Regions from separate parts of the Homo sapiens genome. Here region 1 is linked to region 2. A link is an interaction called in ENCODE POLR2A ChIA-PET data of the cell type or tissue named here. Cell type or tissue: Panc1. All regions are shown on one strand. Each heading gives the region's core, and the rest is flanking DNA. Links, peaks and the distances in the headings are about the cores only. Region 1 has its middle 35 kb from the start of ZMIZ2. Region 2 overlaps OGDH (oxoglutarate dehydrogenase).

What was found. Peaks named below come from ENCODE experiments on the same cell type or tissue, not always from the same donor. Only the 100,000 strongest peaks of a DNase experiment are listed, where the experiment ranks them.
Region 1: POLR2A ChIA-PET joins it to region 2 with 5 read pairs; 5 of 35 experiments call an interaction of 5 or more read pairs at or near these places.

The regions. Positions count from the first base shown.
Region 1 is chr7:44,710,780-44,716,148 of GRCh38, reverse strand. No RefSeq gene overlaps it. Among named protein-coding and RNA genes, the nearest start is that of ZMIZ2, 35 kb to the left of the region's middle. In Panc1, for the core only: no CTCF peak of the experiment used is centred there; no DNase peak of the experiment used is centred there; H3K27ac peaks cover 1,440 bases.
Region 2 is chr7:44,609,862-44,615,230 of GRCh38, reverse strand. The region is part of intron 1 of OGDH (oxoglutarate dehydrogenase); the gene reads right to left. Among named protein-coding and RNA genes, the nearest start is that of OGDH, 5.9 kb to the right of the region's middle. In Panc1, for the core only: no CTCF peak of the experiment used is centred there; no DNase peak of the experiment used is centred there.

The DNA.
Region 1 (5,369 bases), core at 305-5,304, 100 kb before region 2:
ACTTCATCCTGGGCGATAAAGCCAGATACTGTCTTAAAAAACAACCAACCGGCCAGGCATGGTGGCTCACGCCTGTAATCCCAGCACTTTGGGAGGCTGAGGTGGGCGGATCACATGAGGTCGGGAGTTCGAGACCAGCCTGACCAACATGGAGAAACCCCGTCTCTACTAAAAATACAAAAATTAGCTGGGCTTGGTGCCACATGCCTGTAATCCCAGTTACTCAGGAGGCTGAGGCAGGAGAATTTCTTGAACCTGGGAAGCAGAGATTGCAGTGAGCTGCGATCGCAACACTGCACTCCAGCCTGGGCAACAAGAGTGAAACTCCACCTAAAAAACAAAAAACGAAGAACAAATAAACAGGCCAGGCGCGGTGGCTCACGCTTGTAATCCCAGCACTTTGGGAGGCCGAGGCATGCGGATCACAAGGTCAGGAGATCGAGACCATGGTGAAACTCTGTCTCTACTAAAAAAAAAAAATACAAAAAATTAGCCAGGCGTGGTGGCAGGCGCCTGTAGTCCCAGCTACTCGGGAGGCTGAGGCAGGAGAATGGCGTGAACCCAGGAGGTGGAGCTTGCAGTGAGCCCGAGATCGCGCCACTGCACTCCAGCCTGGGTGACAGAGCGAGACTCCATCTCAAAAAAAAACCCAACCAAACAAACAAAAACAAAAAACATGTAGGCAGTCGGGTGCGGTGGCTCATGCTTGCAATCCCAGCACTTTGGGAAGCCAGGCAGGTGGATCACTTGAGGTCAAGAGTTCGAGACCAGCCTGACCTATATGGTGAAAACCTGTCTCTACCAAGAATACAAAAATTAGCCGGGCATGGTGGTGCACACTTGTAATCCCAGCTACTCAGGAGGCTGAGGCAGGAAAATCACTTGAACCCAGGAGGAGGAGGTTGCAGTGAGCCGAGATTGCGCCATTGCACTCCAGCCTGGTTGACGGAGTGAGACCCTGTCTCAAAAAAATAAAAAATTCATTACGTAACTAAAAAGACAGTGTGGTATTGGTGAAGAATAAAGACAAAGATCAATGCATAGAGTAGCAAACCCAGAAACAGACCCAAACAAATAATACCCAACTAGTGACAGGTATGCATCACCATGCCCAGCTAATTTTTTTGTATTTTTAGTAGAGACGCAGTTTGGTCACCACGTTGGCCAGGCTGTTCTCAAACTCCTGAGTGTGATGGCTCATGCCTGTAATCCCAGAACTTGGGAGGCTGAGGGTGGATTGCTTGAGCCCAGGAGTTTGAGACCAGCCTGGGCAACATGGCAAAAACCCATGTATATTTTAAAAAAAAAATTGCCCGGCATGATGGCTCACTCCTGTAATCCCAGCACTTTGGGGGGCTGAGGCAGGTGGATAATCTGAGGTCAGGAGTTTGAGACCAGCCTGACCAACAAAGTGAGACTCCATCTTTACTAAAAATACAAAAATTAGCCGGGCGTGCTGGTGGGCACCTGTAATCCTGCTACTCGGGAGGCTGAGGCAGGAGAATCGCTTGAACCTGGGAGGCAGAGGTTGCAGTGAGCCTCCGAGGGGCTGCAGCCCACCCTGGCCAGGATGGTCTTAAACTCCTAACCTCAGGTGATCCACCTGCCTTGGCCTCCCAAAGTGCTGGGATTACAGGCGTGAGCCACTGCACCCAGCCTGAAATTTTATTATTACTCAAGTCAGTGTCCCTGAGCATTTGAGCATTTGGGGATCAGAGTTTTTAAGGATAGTTTGGTGGGTAGGGGGAGGCAGCCAGTGAGTCAGGAGTGCTGATTGGTTGGGTTGGAGATTAAATCATAGGGAGCTGAACTGTCCTCTTGTGCTAGGTCAGTTCCCGAGTGGGGGCCCCAAGATCACATGAGCCAGTTTATCAACCTGAGTGGTGCCAGCTGATCCATCTAGTGCAGGGTCTGCAGAATATCTCAAGCACTTATCTTAGGTTTTACAATAGTGATGTTATCACCAGGAGCGACTACTTGGGGAGCATCAGAATCTTGTAGCCTCTAGGGATATGACTCCTAAACCAAAATTTCTAACATGTTTGACTAATTTGTTAGTCCTATAAAGGCAGTCTCGTCCCAGGCAAGAAGGGGGTTTGTTTTGGGAAAAGGCAGTTATATTTGTGTCAAACTACAAACTATAAACTAAGTTCCTCCTAAAATTAGTTCAGCCTATGCCCGGGAATGGACAAAGACAGCTTGGAGGTCAGAAACAGGATGGAGTTGGCCAGGTCAGAACTCTGTCACTGTCTCAGTTACAATTCTGCAATGACAGTTTCAGGAGGCCCCTTCGGGGAAGTAGAAATGGCCAGCATTGGGCGGGAGTTAGAAGGTTCTTACAACACAGAATGAACACAACGTTTGTGGTGCCTTGAACCCCAAAGAGCAAGTGCCAGCCACTCAGTAAATAAGCCCTGGATGAAGGGTGGGGAGGGGGTAGGGGGTCCCATCCCAACTTTGGAAATCTAGGCAGGACCTGGCCCACCGTGGCATAAGGGGCTCTGGTATTGAGTCTTGGAAGGAAAGAGCTATGGTAGCTTCCCAAAATGATGGCCAAAGTCCTGTTCCATTTTCCTATTACCAGCCTTTCTGCTCAGTCTTTAGTTACCACCTCTCCAATAGAGGGAAAATGTAATAGACAAGCAAGTATCCCTTCATCCTGGAAGCCCAAGGGAGTCCCTGCCATGTGCCAGGCACTGCAGCCAATGTGGGGGACAGCAAACAAACCAGTGGCAGGATGGTGACACACACACAGCTCCTGAGTGACAGGGTGGGCTGGGAGGGAGTGGGCTCCGCAGACAAGGCAGGGAAAGGGATTCCAGGGAGAGGGAGCGAGGAGATGAAGGGGGGCCACCTAGTTCCTCTCCAGGTCCTCTTTGTGCAGCCTGGAGCACCAGTGGGGAGGGAGGACAGCCCCCTAAGCAACCAGACTGCTGGGGAAGGTGAGCTAGTGGTTTCCTACAGGGGACAGACAGGATCCAATCTGAGTTTGAAGATCATTTTGCAGTAACACGGCAGTCCTACAGCCCTGAAGAGACGAGCAGGTGGCTCCTGGCACAGCCCCAGCAGGGGAAGGGAATAAGGGGTACAGAATGCCCAGTGGCACTGCCAGGTTACTGGCATGGCTGATTAAAAACACCTAGGGAGGGACACCGGGTGTGGTGGCTCATGCCTGTAATCCCAGCACTTTGGGGGGCCAAGATGGGTGGATCACGAGGTCAGGAGATCGAGACCATCCTGGCTAATATGGTGAAACCCCGTTTCTACTAAAAATACAAAAAAATTAGCCGGGCGTGGTGGCGGGCGCCTGTAGTCCCAGCTACTCGGGAGGCTGAGGCAGGAGAATGGCGTGAACCCAGGAGGCAGAGTTTGCAGTGAGCAGAGATCGCACCACTGCACTCCAGCCTAGGTGACAGAGCCAGACTCCATCTCCAAAAATCAACCAACCAACCAACCAAACAAAAAACCTAGGGAGGGACAAGATCTGGGGCTGGGTGGAGAAGAAAAGGAGACTCCCCTTGGACATCTAGACTCACCCCCTGCTCTGCAGAGGCACATGGTTAGCTGTCGGGGGCCTGCTCCCCACCTCCTTTCTTCCCACTGTCTTATCCAGTGCCCCAGGGGCCAGGACCCCCACCCACAGATGATGCATAGGACCCAGTGCGTTTCCCTGCTCTGATCCATAAAGCCAATGGCCTCCCTGACATTTCCACCTGGAGGTCACAAAGATTTCAAATTCAGCCTCCCCCACCCCCTACACACCCCTCTGACCTACTGTCTCCCAGTTCCACGTTGCGGTTGGCCAGGCAAGCCTTCCTGACATCTATCTGCCTTCCGCCCAAGTTTTTATCTCACCTGGATCTCTAAGCTCCACCCATTTCCCTCCAACACCTCTGGGTGCCGGTAACATCTGCTCCCACAGACCACTACAGCCTCTGGACATACCAACCTGGTCACTAATCTGTTTACCTTCCTTTCCTGGCCTCTGGCTGTGACAAATGAGGCAATGCGGCTTTGCTAACTCCAGAACTAAGCAAAACTGTTCCTTGATCCACAGCCCAGACCCTTCATTGAACCTAGGTGCTAAACTCTGTTAAGCCTGACCTTCAGGACCAGAGTGAGCAGAGGAAATGAGAGAGAAGACCTGGCACAGAGGGAACAGCCCCTATCCTCGGGGCCTGTTCAGTAGTGACTTTTCCCACTAGGGCTGGTTCCCTACACAGGGTAGAGGTCTGGGAAGGGAAGGGACTCAGGGTGCCCAGGTCAAGAGTTTCAGAGGCAGACCAGAACCCAGTTCTGCGCTGGGGAGAGCTGGAAAGGAGACAGGGTCTTGGCAGGTCTCAAGGCTGACAAACCCAACCGACACACCAGTGGATACAGCACTGGAGAGGGAGACTCTGGCCAGGGGCCTGGGTGGACTTGGGCACTTTGGAGTTAACAGAAGTTCCCATGGCAATCTGGGGCCCTGAGCCCATGAGCCAGGTTGGGGGCCGGTGAAGCTCTAGGGAGGAGAGGTCTGGGAAGATGGGTGAGGCTGGGTGGGGGAATGAGGACTTAGGAGGTGGGTAACGTGGCCCCTTTGGGTATCCTGGAGAAAACCCCCTGCTCTGGCCGTCATTCAGGGAAGTCTTTGATGATTTATTTTGGGGACTGAGAGAGCCAGGTGTGCTAGCATACACTGGAGTGGGCAGAGCAGGGGTCCCTGAGCAGAGACCTGCTGGTCACAAGATCACGGAATCCTACACAGGGACATTTCTACCATCTCTGTACAGTGAAATCCCAGTCGAATACTATCCCGACAGGGAGCTCACTACCCTACCAAAGTTAGGCCTGAAGTATCACTGGACATTGATTCCAATTCTGTTTCTGCTGGAGGAAAGGGAGGGAATCCGGGTGTAGGGTTCCTAGTCACTCCAGTGGGGCTGGCAGCCTCTTCTCCCTTCTCAAGCGTGGACACCTTTGCACAAACATGCGGATGGAGTGAAGCCTCAGCCTATCATTCCCCATCCCCCATCCCCCACCCCCTCCAGAAGGCACTCTCAGACCACACTGAGTTCATGGGGCTGGTGATGCCCCTCTTTCACCCTCACCCACCCCAGCCATCACCAGCAGTAGTACTTGGGTGAGGGGGGCTGGCTCTGAAGTTCCCTCCCCAGTGGAGCAAGCTGACGCTCTCACATCTAGCTTAGATATTTCGGATCCAGAAGTACCTTTTTTATATCCAGAAAAGCGCAAGGATGTTGGCAGTGATGTTGGGTAGGTTATGTCCCTGTCTGCCCTGCCCCAACGGCGACAATTCAGGAGCTTCAGGGGTGAGTCAGGGCCAAGCTGCTCGCCAGTGACCAGAACAAGGCCTCTTTGTCCTAAAA
Region 2 (5,369 bases), core at 137-5,136:
TTAGAGATTTAAACAAGATCAAGAGTCCATAACATAACACCCAGAATGTCCAGGTTGCAAGTCAAAGATCACTCTTTACACCAAGGGCCAGGATAATCTTGTCCGGGCATGGTGGCTCATACCTGTAATCCCAGCACTTTGGGAGGCTGAGGTAGGTGTTATCACTTGAGGTCAGGAATTCAAGACCAGCCTGGCCAACATGGTGAAGCCCTATCTTTACAAAAATACAAAAATTAGCCTGGCATGGTGGCACATGCCTGTAATCCCAGCTACTTGGGAGGCTGAGGCAGGAGAATCGCTTGAACCCAGGAGGTTGCAGTGAGCTGAGATCGCGCCACTGCACTCCAGCCTGGGCGACAGAGCGAGACTTCATCTCAAAAAAAAAAAAAAAAAAAAGAACCAAAAGAACCGGGATAATTTCAAACAAAAAAAGACAATCTATAGACACCAATACCAAGATGACGTAGACTTACAATTATCTGACAAAGATTCTAAAAGAGGCATCCTCAAAATGCTTCCACGAGCAACTATGAACATGCTTGAAACAAATGAAAAATAAAGTTTCAGCAAAGAGAAGATGTAGAGAACAAAACAGACATTTCAGAACTGAAAAATGCACTAAGCAAAAGAAAAAAGCTTTAGCATGGGTTAAAGGGCAGAATAAAGACAGAGGAAATCAGTGAACTTGAAGACAGAACAAGGCCTCAGGGAAATAACAAAAGATCTAATATTAATGTCATTGGAGTCCCTGATGAAGGCAGAAGGAGGGGCTGGAAAAGCATTCAAAGAAATAATGGCTACAAATCTCCCAAATCTGGCAAAAGGCATAAAGAACCCCGTGAAGAATAAACCCAAATAAATGCACACCAAGACACATCATAAACAAATTCAGAAAACTCAATACAAAAAACAAACAAACAAAAAAAACAAAAAAAACCAAAACCTTGAAGGCAGCCAGAGAGAAATGGTGCATTATACACAAGAAAAAAAAAAAAAAAGGCCTGTAATCCCAGCACTTTGGGAGGCTGAGGTGAAAGGATAGCTTGCCTAGGGGTTTGAGACCAGCCTTGGCAACAGAGCAAGACCCTATATCTACAAAAAATAAAAATTTTAAAAAGACAGCTAGGCCAGGTGCCGTGGCTCATGCCTGTAATCCCAGCACTTTGGGAGGCCGAGGCGAGCGGATGGCCCGAGTTTGGGAGTTTCAGACCAGCCTGACCAACATGGAGAAACCCCGTCTCAACTAAAAATACAAAATTAGCTGGGAGTGGCAGCACATACCTGTAATCCCAGCTACTCGGGAGGCTGAGGCAGGAGAATCACTTGAACCTGAGAGGTGGAGGTTGCAGTGAGCTGAGATCACGCCATGGCACTCCAGCCTGTGCAACAACAGCAAAATGCCATCTTCAAAAAAAAAAAAAAAAAAAAGCCAGGTGGCTGGGCCCAGTGGCTCACACCTGTTATCCCAGCACTTTGGGAGGCCGATGTGGGCAGATGACTTGAGGTCAGGAGTTTGAGAACGGCCTGGCCAACATGGTGAAACCCCATCTCGACTAAAAATATAAAAATTATAGCCGGGCGTGGTGGCTCACGCCTGTAATCCCAGCACTTTGGGAGGCCGAGACGGGTGGATCACGAGGCCAGGAGATTGAGACCATCCTGGCTAACACGGTGAAACCCCATCTCTACTAAAAATACAAAAAATTAGCCAGGCATGGTGGTGGGCGCCTATAGTCCCAGCTACTCGGGAGACTGAGCAGAAGAATGGCGTGAACCTGGGTGGCAGAGCTTGCGGTGAGCCAAGATCGCATCACTGCACTCCAGCCTGGGTGACAGAGTGAGACTCCGTCTCAAAACAAACAAACAAACAAATAAACAAACAAACAAAACAGCCAGGTGTGGTGGCGGGTGCCTATAGTCCCAGTTACTCAGGAGGCCGAGGTGAGAGAATAACATGAATCTGGGAGGCAGAGGTTGCAGTGAGCCGAGATCACAACACTGCATTCCAGCCTGGGCGACAAAGTGAGACTGTCTCAAAAAACAAAAACAAAAACAAGCCAGGCGCAGTGGCTCATGCCTGTAATCCCAGCACTTTGGGAGGCAGAGGCAAGTGGATCACGAGGTCAGGAGATCGAGACCATCCTGGCTAACATGGTGAAACCCTGTCTCTACTAAAAATACAAAAAAATTACGTTGGTGGCACGTGCCTGTAGTCCCAGCTACTCAGGAGGCTGAGGCAGGAGAATTGCTTGAACCCAGGAGGCGGAGGTTGCAGTGAGCCGAGATCGCGCCACTGCACTCCAGCCTGGGCGACAGAGTGACACTCCGTCTCAAAAAAAAGAAAAGAAAAGAAAAGAAAAGAAAAAAAACAGCCAGGCGTGGTGGTACGTGCCTGCAGTCCCAGCTACTCAGGAGGCTGAAGTAGCAAGATTGCTTGAGCCTGGAAGTAGAGGCTGCAGTGAGCTGTGATAATGCCACTCTACTCCAGCCTGGGTGACAGAGTAAGACCCTGCCTCAAAAATAATAAATAAGTATAATGAAGAAAGGTGGCCAGGCGTGGTGGCTCACGCCTGTAATCCTAGCACTTTGGGAGGCCGAGGCGAGTGGATCATGAGATCAGGAGTTCAAGACCAGCCTGGCCAACATGGTGAAACCCCATCTCTACTAAAAATAAAAAAAATTAGCAGGGTGTGGTGGTGCATGCCTGTAGTCCCACCTACTCGGGGGTCTGAGGCAGGAGAATCGCTTGAACCCAGGATGCAGAGGTTGCAGTGAGCCGAGATCATGCCCATTGCACTCCAGCCTGGGCAACAGAGTAAGACTCCGTCACAAGAAAAAAAAAAGAAAGGCAAAAGAACTAGATTAGCTGAAACAATTTTGAAAAAGAAGTGAGAGAAATCAATCTATCCGATTTTGAGACTTCTTATGAGCTACAATAATAAAAACTCTCGGTATTGGTGATGGGATAGACACAAAGATCAATGGAATGCAACAGAGAATCAGAAACAGAGTCACACAAGTACAGCCAAGTGATTTCTGACGAAAGTGCAAAAGCAATTCAATGGAAGAAAAACAGTCTTCTCAAACAAACGGTGCTGGTTAGATATTCATAAGCAAAAACCCCCCACAAAAACCAAAAAACACTCAAACTTTAAACCACATACAGAAATTAACTCCAAATGGATATACCTAATGTAAATGACGAGTTAATGGGTGCAGCACACCAACATGGCACATGTATACATATGTAACAAACCTGCATGTTGTGCACATGTACCCCAGAACTTAAAGCATAATAATAAAAAAAAACATTAAAACTTTTAGAATATCTATTTGATCTTGAGTCTTTAGGACTCAAAAAAAGCTGGCCACAAGACTAAATTTATATCAATTACATTAAAATTAAAAACTGTTCATCAAAAAGTACCATAAAGTGAAAACATAAAAAAAAAAAGAAAAAAGAAATTAAGTCTAAATGAATCATAGATTTAAATGTAAAATTTAAAAATTTTATAAAAGTGGCCAGGCGCAGTGGCTCACGCCTGTAATCCTGGCACTTCAGGAAGCCAAGGTGGGAGGATTGCTTGACCCCAGGAGTTTGAGACCAGTCTGGGCAACATGGCAAAACCCGTCCCTACAAAAAATACAAAAATTAGGCCAGGCACGGTGGCTCACGCCTGTAATCCCAGCACTTTGGGAGGCCGAGGCGGGGGGGATCACGAGGTCAGGAGATCGAGACCATCCTGGGTAACACAGTGAAACCCCGTCTCTACTAAAAAATACAAAAAAAAAAAATTAGCCGGGCATGGTGGCGGGCACCTGTAGTCCCAGCTACTCAGGAGGCTGAGGTGGGAGAATGGCATGAACCCGGAAGGCGGAGGTTGCAGTGAGCTGAGATCGTGCCACTGCACTCCAGCACTCCAGCCTGGGCGACAGAGCGAGACTCCGTCTCAAAAAACCAAAAAACAAAAAATACAAAAATTAGCCAGGCATGGTGCAGACTCCGGTACTCTTAGCTACTCAGGAGGCTGAGGTGTGAGGATCACCGGATCACCTGAGCCCAGGAGGTTGAGGCTGCGGTGAGCTGTGATCATGCCACTGCACTCCAGCCTGGGGTGACAGAGTAAGACCGTGTCTCCAAAAAAAAAAAAAAAAAAATTTAGAAAAATACATATGATAAAATCTTCAGGAATTTGGGCTAGGCAAAGAGTTCTTCAACTCAACACCAAAAGCAATCTAACAAAAGATAAAATTGGTAAACCAGACCTCATCAAAATTATAAACTTTTGCTTTGCAAAAGACCCCGTTAAGAAGATGAAAAGGGGCTGAGCGCGGTGGCTCACGCCTGTAATCCCAGCACTTTGGGAGGCCAAGGGGGTGTCGATCACGAGGTCAGGAGATCCAGACCATCCTGGCTAACACAGTAAAAGCCCGTCTCTACTAAAAATACAAAAGAATTAGCCGGGCGTGGTGGCACGCGGCTGTAGTCCCAGCTACTTGGGAGGCTGAGAAAGGCTTGAACCGGGGAGGTGGAGGTTGCAGTGAGCCAAGATTGCACCACTGCACTCCAGCCTGGGCAACAGAGCAAGACTCCGTCTCAAACAAACAAACAAACAAAAAGATGAAAAGGGCTAGGAGCAGTGGCTCACGCCTGTAATCCCAGCACTCTGGGAGGCTGAGGTGGACAGATCGCGAGGTCAGGAGTTCGAGACCAGCCTGACCAACACGGTGAAACCCCGTCTCTACTAAAAATACAAAAATTAGCCAGGTGTGGTGGCAAGCGCCTGTAATCCCAGCTACTCAGGAGGCTGAGGCGGAAGAATCGCTTGAACCTGGGAGGCAGAGGTTGTAGAGATTACGCCACTGCACTCCAGCCTGGGGGACAGAACGAGACTCCATCTCAAAAACAAAACAAACAAACAAACAAAAAAAAAACCAAGATGAAAAGACATGCTGCTGACTAGGAGAAAATATCTGCAAACTACATATCCAACAAAGCAGTGGTATCTAGAATACATTAGGAATTCTCAAAGCTCAACAGTTAACAAAAACCGAACAATCTAATTACGAAATGAACAAAAGATATGAACAGACATTTCACCCGAGAGTATACAGGGGCCAGGCATGGTGGCTCATGCCTGAAATCCTAGCCTTTGGGAGGCTAAGACAGGAGGATCACTTGATCCCAGGAGTTCAAGACCAGCCTGGGCAACATAGCAAGATCCCATCTCTTCCAAAAAAAGAGAGAATAGACAGATGGCAAATAAGCACATGAAAAGATGTTCAACATCATTAGCCATCAGAAAAATGCAAATTACAACCACAAAGAGACATTACTACACATTTATTGGAATGGCTATAATAAAAAA